Linked DNA regions of Homo sapiens: region 1 is linked to region 2. A link is a contact called in ENCODE Hi-C or POLR2A ChIA-PET data. All regions are on one chromosome and are shown on one strand. Each heading gives the region's core, a stretch centred on a gene start or an enhancer-like site at or near the end of the contact. The rest is flanking DNA. Distances are from core to core; before and after follow the strand shown. Region 1 overlaps FHIT (fragile histidine triad diadenosine triphosphatase). Region 2 overlaps CFAP20DC-DT (CFAP20DC divergent transcript).

Region 1 (2,700 bases), core at 113-2,612, 170 kb before region 2:
GTGTTATGAGAGGGTGACATAAGTGTGCAAGGGCATCCTTGACGTTGTGTTGTGTCCATGTGACATAGTAACTGGGCACAACTCATTTCACACTGAGAGGTTGAGACTGGTCAGTTATTGGAAACCCAGAGCATTCTGATTTTCTCTTGTGACAACAGTTCCACTTTGGCCTGTTCATAAATCACACTGGCTTGAGAGCAGACCATCACAAGTATGTTTTCTTTCTAGTATTCCACTTTCAACAGACATGTTTTAAATTAACCAGCCAAACACAGTTCAAGAATCAGAACCAGTGAGTGAAAAGTCTACTTGGCTCAAAACCTGACTCAGTCTTATTAATTCAGAAAGCAGAAAGCTTACATGCGCTAATTACCAAAGCTACTAATTAGCTTTAATTATAAGCTTGGAAGGAAGTTGAAGTGTGCTGCATTCGATAGTGCTGTTGACCTTTTCAGTGTACTTTGGAGGGGGAGGGTGGAGAGGCATAAAGGAGGTGTTATAAAATTCATCAGAGAGCAATTAATTTATGTCTTCTGATGAATATGCTATAAATTAACACATCTGTGTATATCAGAACATAAAGGCATTTTAATGGAGCCTTACCAGTGTCAACTCTGAGTGCCCCAGCCAGCCAAGAAAATGTACTCGTTTGGTAAGTTATTTCTTATTCTACCGCTATTGTAAACCATGTGGCAAACTGCATCCAGCCAGGTGCATGCTTCTATTTGTAAGTCATAATTAAGATAGGGGGCCAGCTTTGATTGATTTGGGAGGGTCACTCTGAGGAGCTGCCCTTGCAGACATTTCATGAGGTGCTCAGAAATCTGTTTCATGCCAAAGTCTGGAAATACTGTCCCCATTGGTCTCTCACCAGGGTCTTATTTGTCACTCTCTCTGAGCCTCTACAGCCCAAGGCTCAAACCGTGCCTTTGATGTGGCTGGGATGCTCCATGCTGTTTTTCATGTGGTAAGACAGCTCCTCCAGTACTCCTCCTCACACAAATGACGATGGCTTTCAGGGACCACCAGTACAGCCTTTCACACCTCAGAAGACCCTCCTCAGGCCCCAGGAGCCCTCTCACAATCCCCGTAAGAGGCACCTAAAGCAGACCAGCATCTGCTTGCTGTGACTTGTAAACTCTGAGTCCCCTTATCCTCTAGATTTGAAGCTTCTTTGGTTAGGTTCCAATCTCTCAAAACTGACGTATCCCCTAGTAACCACCAGAGGGATCCCATATAATGTGATAAAAATTATAATCAACATGGAGGAATCACAGCTCAGCCAGCGTGTGCTTGCTTCCAAGGCCCCAGGTCTCTCAGCCTGGAAAAGGAGAGCGGGGAACAAAGGAGGAACAATGTGAGGGAAGGTTCTCCTTGGCAGCTTCGGGGAAGGGATCCTCAAAGGAGAGGCACAGGTCTGAAGACGGAAGTGTCTGAGGCCAATCTTCTCTTCTCCTGGAAACAAGCAAACAAATAAAACAAACCCCAGTCATTACAAAGAAAGCCCTTTGAAAATCAGTGAAATCAGACCCTATTTGTTTCTAAACCCGTGTTCAGAAGTTGAACTCCAAATATAATGAGATTTTTTTGTGAGAACTAAGAGCCTTTTCCATGTTTCAAATAGGGTTGTACAATTGTATAAAAGAAGAGGGAATTGGGAGTGTATTATGTTAGCTTCCTAGGACTGCTGTAACAAATTGGCACAACATGAGTGGCATAAAACAACCAAAATGCATTCCCTCCCAGTTCAAGATGCTGGATGTCCAAAACTAAAGTGTCAGCAGAATCATGCTCTCTCTGAAAGTTCTGGGGAAGAATCCTTCCTTTCCGCAATCTTTGGCCTTCTTTGGCTTACAGCAGATTCACTCTAGTGTCCGCTTTGTCTTCACATGGCCTTCTGCCCTCCGTTGATGTCCTTATAAGGACACCAGTCACGGAATTTAGGGCCCATTCTAATCCAGTATGACCTCATCTTGACTAATAACATCTCCCAAGACCTCTTTCCAAATAAGGTCACATTCTGAGGCTCTAGGTGGACATGCATTTTTGGAGAGCACACTCTTCAACCCAGTATGTGTTCCTTAACTATTTATGTAAACAACATTTCAAGTTTAAGCCCTAGACACAAAGCTGGGCTGATACTGTAGTTCTAACATGATTTCCAGGTCTTGGGATGAAATCCATGATCACCACCGGGAAAATGATACTTCAGTCACCGTGGGTTTCCTCTCTGCTTTTTAAAATATAGTTTTTCAAGCACAATGCCTCTCCTCTAAGCTGTTGTAAGGCTTCTGTCGGAGAGTTTTTGGTGTCTTTTGTGTGTGAGTGTGTGTTGTGTGAAGTATCAGAAGACATTGTTTCTACCCCGCAGTCCCTTTGTAGCTAATTTTATTGCCCTCAGCTGTTAGGTCTTATAGATTATCCCCGAGCCTATTGGGCCAAATCGGTGTAGTTAAAGCTCAAGCCATCCTTGTTTATCCCTGTTCTTAATTCATGTCTGGCTGCCCAAACGGCCAACTGAAACTCCAGATCAGCTCAGCAGAAAGCTGTATGTTCAGGTCAAACATGCTTGAGTGAGAAGATTGTCTGCAGTGTGTCAGGCAAATTGGCAAGCAAGTGTCAACAGACCCGGAGGTGGGAGGAGAATGAAAAGAGGGGAAATTAGCAAAAGGAGTGGACGTGGTTGGACCTGAGTTTTAC
Region 2 (2,712 bases), core at 93-2,592:
ACTCCCTGTCTTCACCTCCCTGCAAGCCCTGGAAACCACCTGCTTTTAATGAATTTGTCTATTCTAGATTTATCATATAAAGGGAATCATAAACTATCTTTTCTGTGACTGGTTTATTACACTCAGCATAATGTCCTCAAAGTTCATCCATGTTGTAGCCTGTGTCAGAATTTTTTTTAAGGCAGAATAATATTCCATTGTATGTGTACACCACAATTTATCCAATTATTCCTCAATGGACAACTGCATCACTTCCACAGTTTTAGATATTGTGACTTTATTTTTTATCTTTACTTTCTATTTATTCTATAGGAAATCAATCTACTCACATTTTCAATGTTAGAACCAGGACAGAAGTATGCATAGGGTACATAGGTCTCTGCAAATGATGAGAGATTTCTAGGAAAACAATATAAAGTGGTGGTCAAGAAGCCCTTCTTTGGAATCACACAAACCTGGACTTGAATTTCCATGCCACTATGCATTACTTATGTGGCTGTGGAAAAATTATTTAGCTTCTTAAAATGTTTTTTTGTTTGTTTGTTTGAAAATCTGAAATCCCGGCAAGCTTTATCATGATGTTATAAAGTCCAAAGCCTGGGCCAGCACACAGTCAGCACTCATAAATGGAGTGGGGAGGAGATTGGTTGCTTTTGAATTCTTCATATATTCAGGTACCCTCCTGCCTGTCCCAGAAACTTTTCATAGGCTGCCCGCCTCCCCGCCCCCGGCCTCGGACACTCTTTCCTCTCCTCTGTACTGAATTAACCCCTTTCTGCCTTCATACTTCTGCTCAATTCAGTGTGCCCCCCAAGAAGATGTCCCTGGTCTCCTTGATTGTTTTAACCCTGTCCCCCATTATGTATGCTCATCATAAGATAGACTTGCCTTCCTAACAGCTGAGATTCCACCTGTCCCTGTATTTCTGTTTCCCACTCCCAAATTGTATCTGGCATAAAGCAAATAATGCAAAAATATTTTTACAAGTGGATGCATGAATGAATGAACACTCCAGGAAATTAAAGATGATCTCAATTCTCAAAGTGGGGCTCTGGCATTTGCCTGGGCAGCTGATGCTGCCACCCTCCTCTCCCTCTCCTGCCTTTCTCCGTCTCTTCATCCCAGCACTCCACCTTCTGTACCCCTGGCCCCAGCAACCACTCAGCCCTCAATCTTCCATGTGGAGCCTGCAGAGAAAGTAGGAGGAAGGAAACTACAAGCACTGCTAGAGTTTAAAAAAGTGCTCACCCGAAATTGCACAATTCATCCCATGGGCTCAGCAGGAATGCGGCATTTGGAGAAATTACACCTCTGAGCTGCCAGGATATATTCAAACAGCCAAGAACAGAAGTTGGCCCAACTGGGACGCATCCGTGGAGCAGCAAATATGCACAGTGAGCTCGCTGGCAAAGCATTTTTATTTCTCAGGGGAATGTCCAAGAATCTTTGCCTATCTATGGGTTCCTTCTTCTCTTCGGTTCTAGGGTAATTTTTATCCAAGAGTTTCCAAAGCCAGTACTGGGGAGGGGAGAAAGAAAAAGAGCTATAGATGATAATCAAAGCTTTGACTTCTAATATTCCAAAAGTTGCTGGTTGTTTTTTTTGTGGGGAAGAGGAAGATAAGAACATGAGTTCTGGAATTTCCCTATCAAATCCCAGCTCTGACACTTACTAGTTGCATAACCACGGGCAAGTTTCCTTACCTCTCTGTGCCTCATTTTCCTCATCTATAAAATGGGGATGATAATCTACCCTTCTTCACAGGGTTAGCTTGAAGATCCACAAAGCACATGGAAGTACTTAGACAAGTGTCTTGTATGTAGTAAGTGCTCAATAAATATAAGCTTCCTTTGATAAGGACAGAATTGGCAGGACATTTGGCTGGAGCAGTGGCTCTTGGATATTCAAATTTCAGTCTCACAAAATTAAAAAGTTCCCTCCCTCTCATATTGAGCATTTTGTTTTGCATATGAAAGGTACTAGAACCATCAACTATAACATCTTAATCTAAAAATAAAGGCTAACTGAAAGCCTCAAATGTAGGATGGACATGAACTTAAAAAAAACATGTTTAGCTTTATGATAAACTAAAAATAAACAGTAAAAACATTGCTGTTTGTTGAAGCTATACTGATCATGAGCGAGATAAATTAAGCTGTCTGGCAGCTCCCGCCTCCTCAGTGGCTCCTCCCTGCTATCCCCTGTTCCCACAATCCTCTCTATCCCATCTCAGCACTGGTCACTTTGCAGTGTCATTGCCTCTTCAGTTCTTTACCTCACTCCTCTACTCCCCACATATACATCAACTCCTACCTAGAGGGTAACCTCCTTGAGGGCAGGGCCTGTGGGTTATCATAGCTGTGTTTCCAGCACCTTGCACACAATAATTGTTCAAAGTATTTGAGAAATGAAGAAATAACCCACAGTCCTCATTTCCAGTTGGAAACCACACATCATATGCTGCACACAGATAGCCTCTCACATATCTGCAGGCACTGTTCCCCTCCTCCGGTATTCCTCTTCCTCCATAGTGCCTGTGGCTTGCATCCCTAAATGCATTCTGCTCTCATTTACCCCCTCAGCAAGGAGGTCTCTCCTGGCCATGGTATTTAGAAAGCCTCTTCCTCCCAGCCTTCATCAGTCTCTCTCATACCCTACAATCACCTGCAGTCTGCTGCATGTTTCTTTGCTCACTTGTGTATTTTCAGTCTC

What was found. Hi-C counts contacts between places; a loop is a spot of excess contacts on that map. ChIA-PET counts read pairs that join two places held with the same protein, here RNA polymerase II (POLR2A). Pooled maps may share reads with other maps.
Region 1: a map of dorsolateral prefrontal cortex shows a loop between it and region 2 (1.9-fold over the local background). The contact joins two enhancer-like sites. A Hi-C loop is called at or near these places in 3 of 168 maps with a recorded cell type or tissue (IMR-90, dorsolateral prefrontal cortex and mammary epithelial cell) and 3 of 50 pooled maps. POLR2A ChIA-PET finds 5 or more read pairs at or near these places in 1 of 52 experiments (PC-3).

The regions. Positions count from the first base shown.
Region 1 is chr3:59,808,487-59,811,186 of GRCh38, reverse strand. The region is part of intron 8 of FHIT (fragile histidine triad diadenosine triphosphatase); the gene reads left to right. CFAP20DC-DT (CFAP20DC divergent transcript) reads right to left here. Exons shown (of 7, transcript XR_002959675.2): 7 at 1-1,455. Among named protein-coding and RNA genes, the nearest start is that of CFAP20DC-DT, 720 kb to the right of the region's middle. RefSeq lists enhancers at 447-1,080, 1,081-1,714, 2,349-2,700. Within about 2 kb of position 1,362, at least 2 of the 41 ENCODE cell types and tissues checked have a DNase peak (open chromatin) inside an H3K27ac peak, as active enhancers do.
Region 2 is chr3:59,640,326-59,643,037 of GRCh38, reverse strand. All of the region lies in intron 6 of CFAP20DC-DT (CFAP20DC divergent transcript), which reads right to left. LOC339902 (hCG1813818) reads left to right here. Exons shown (of 4, transcript NR_149028.1): 2 at 1,281-1,394. Among named protein-coding and RNA genes, the nearest start is that of CFAP20DC-DT, 550 kb to the right of the region's middle. Within about 2 kb of position 1,342, at least 2 of the 41 ENCODE cell types and tissues checked have a DNase peak (open chromatin) inside an H3K27ac peak, as active enhancers do.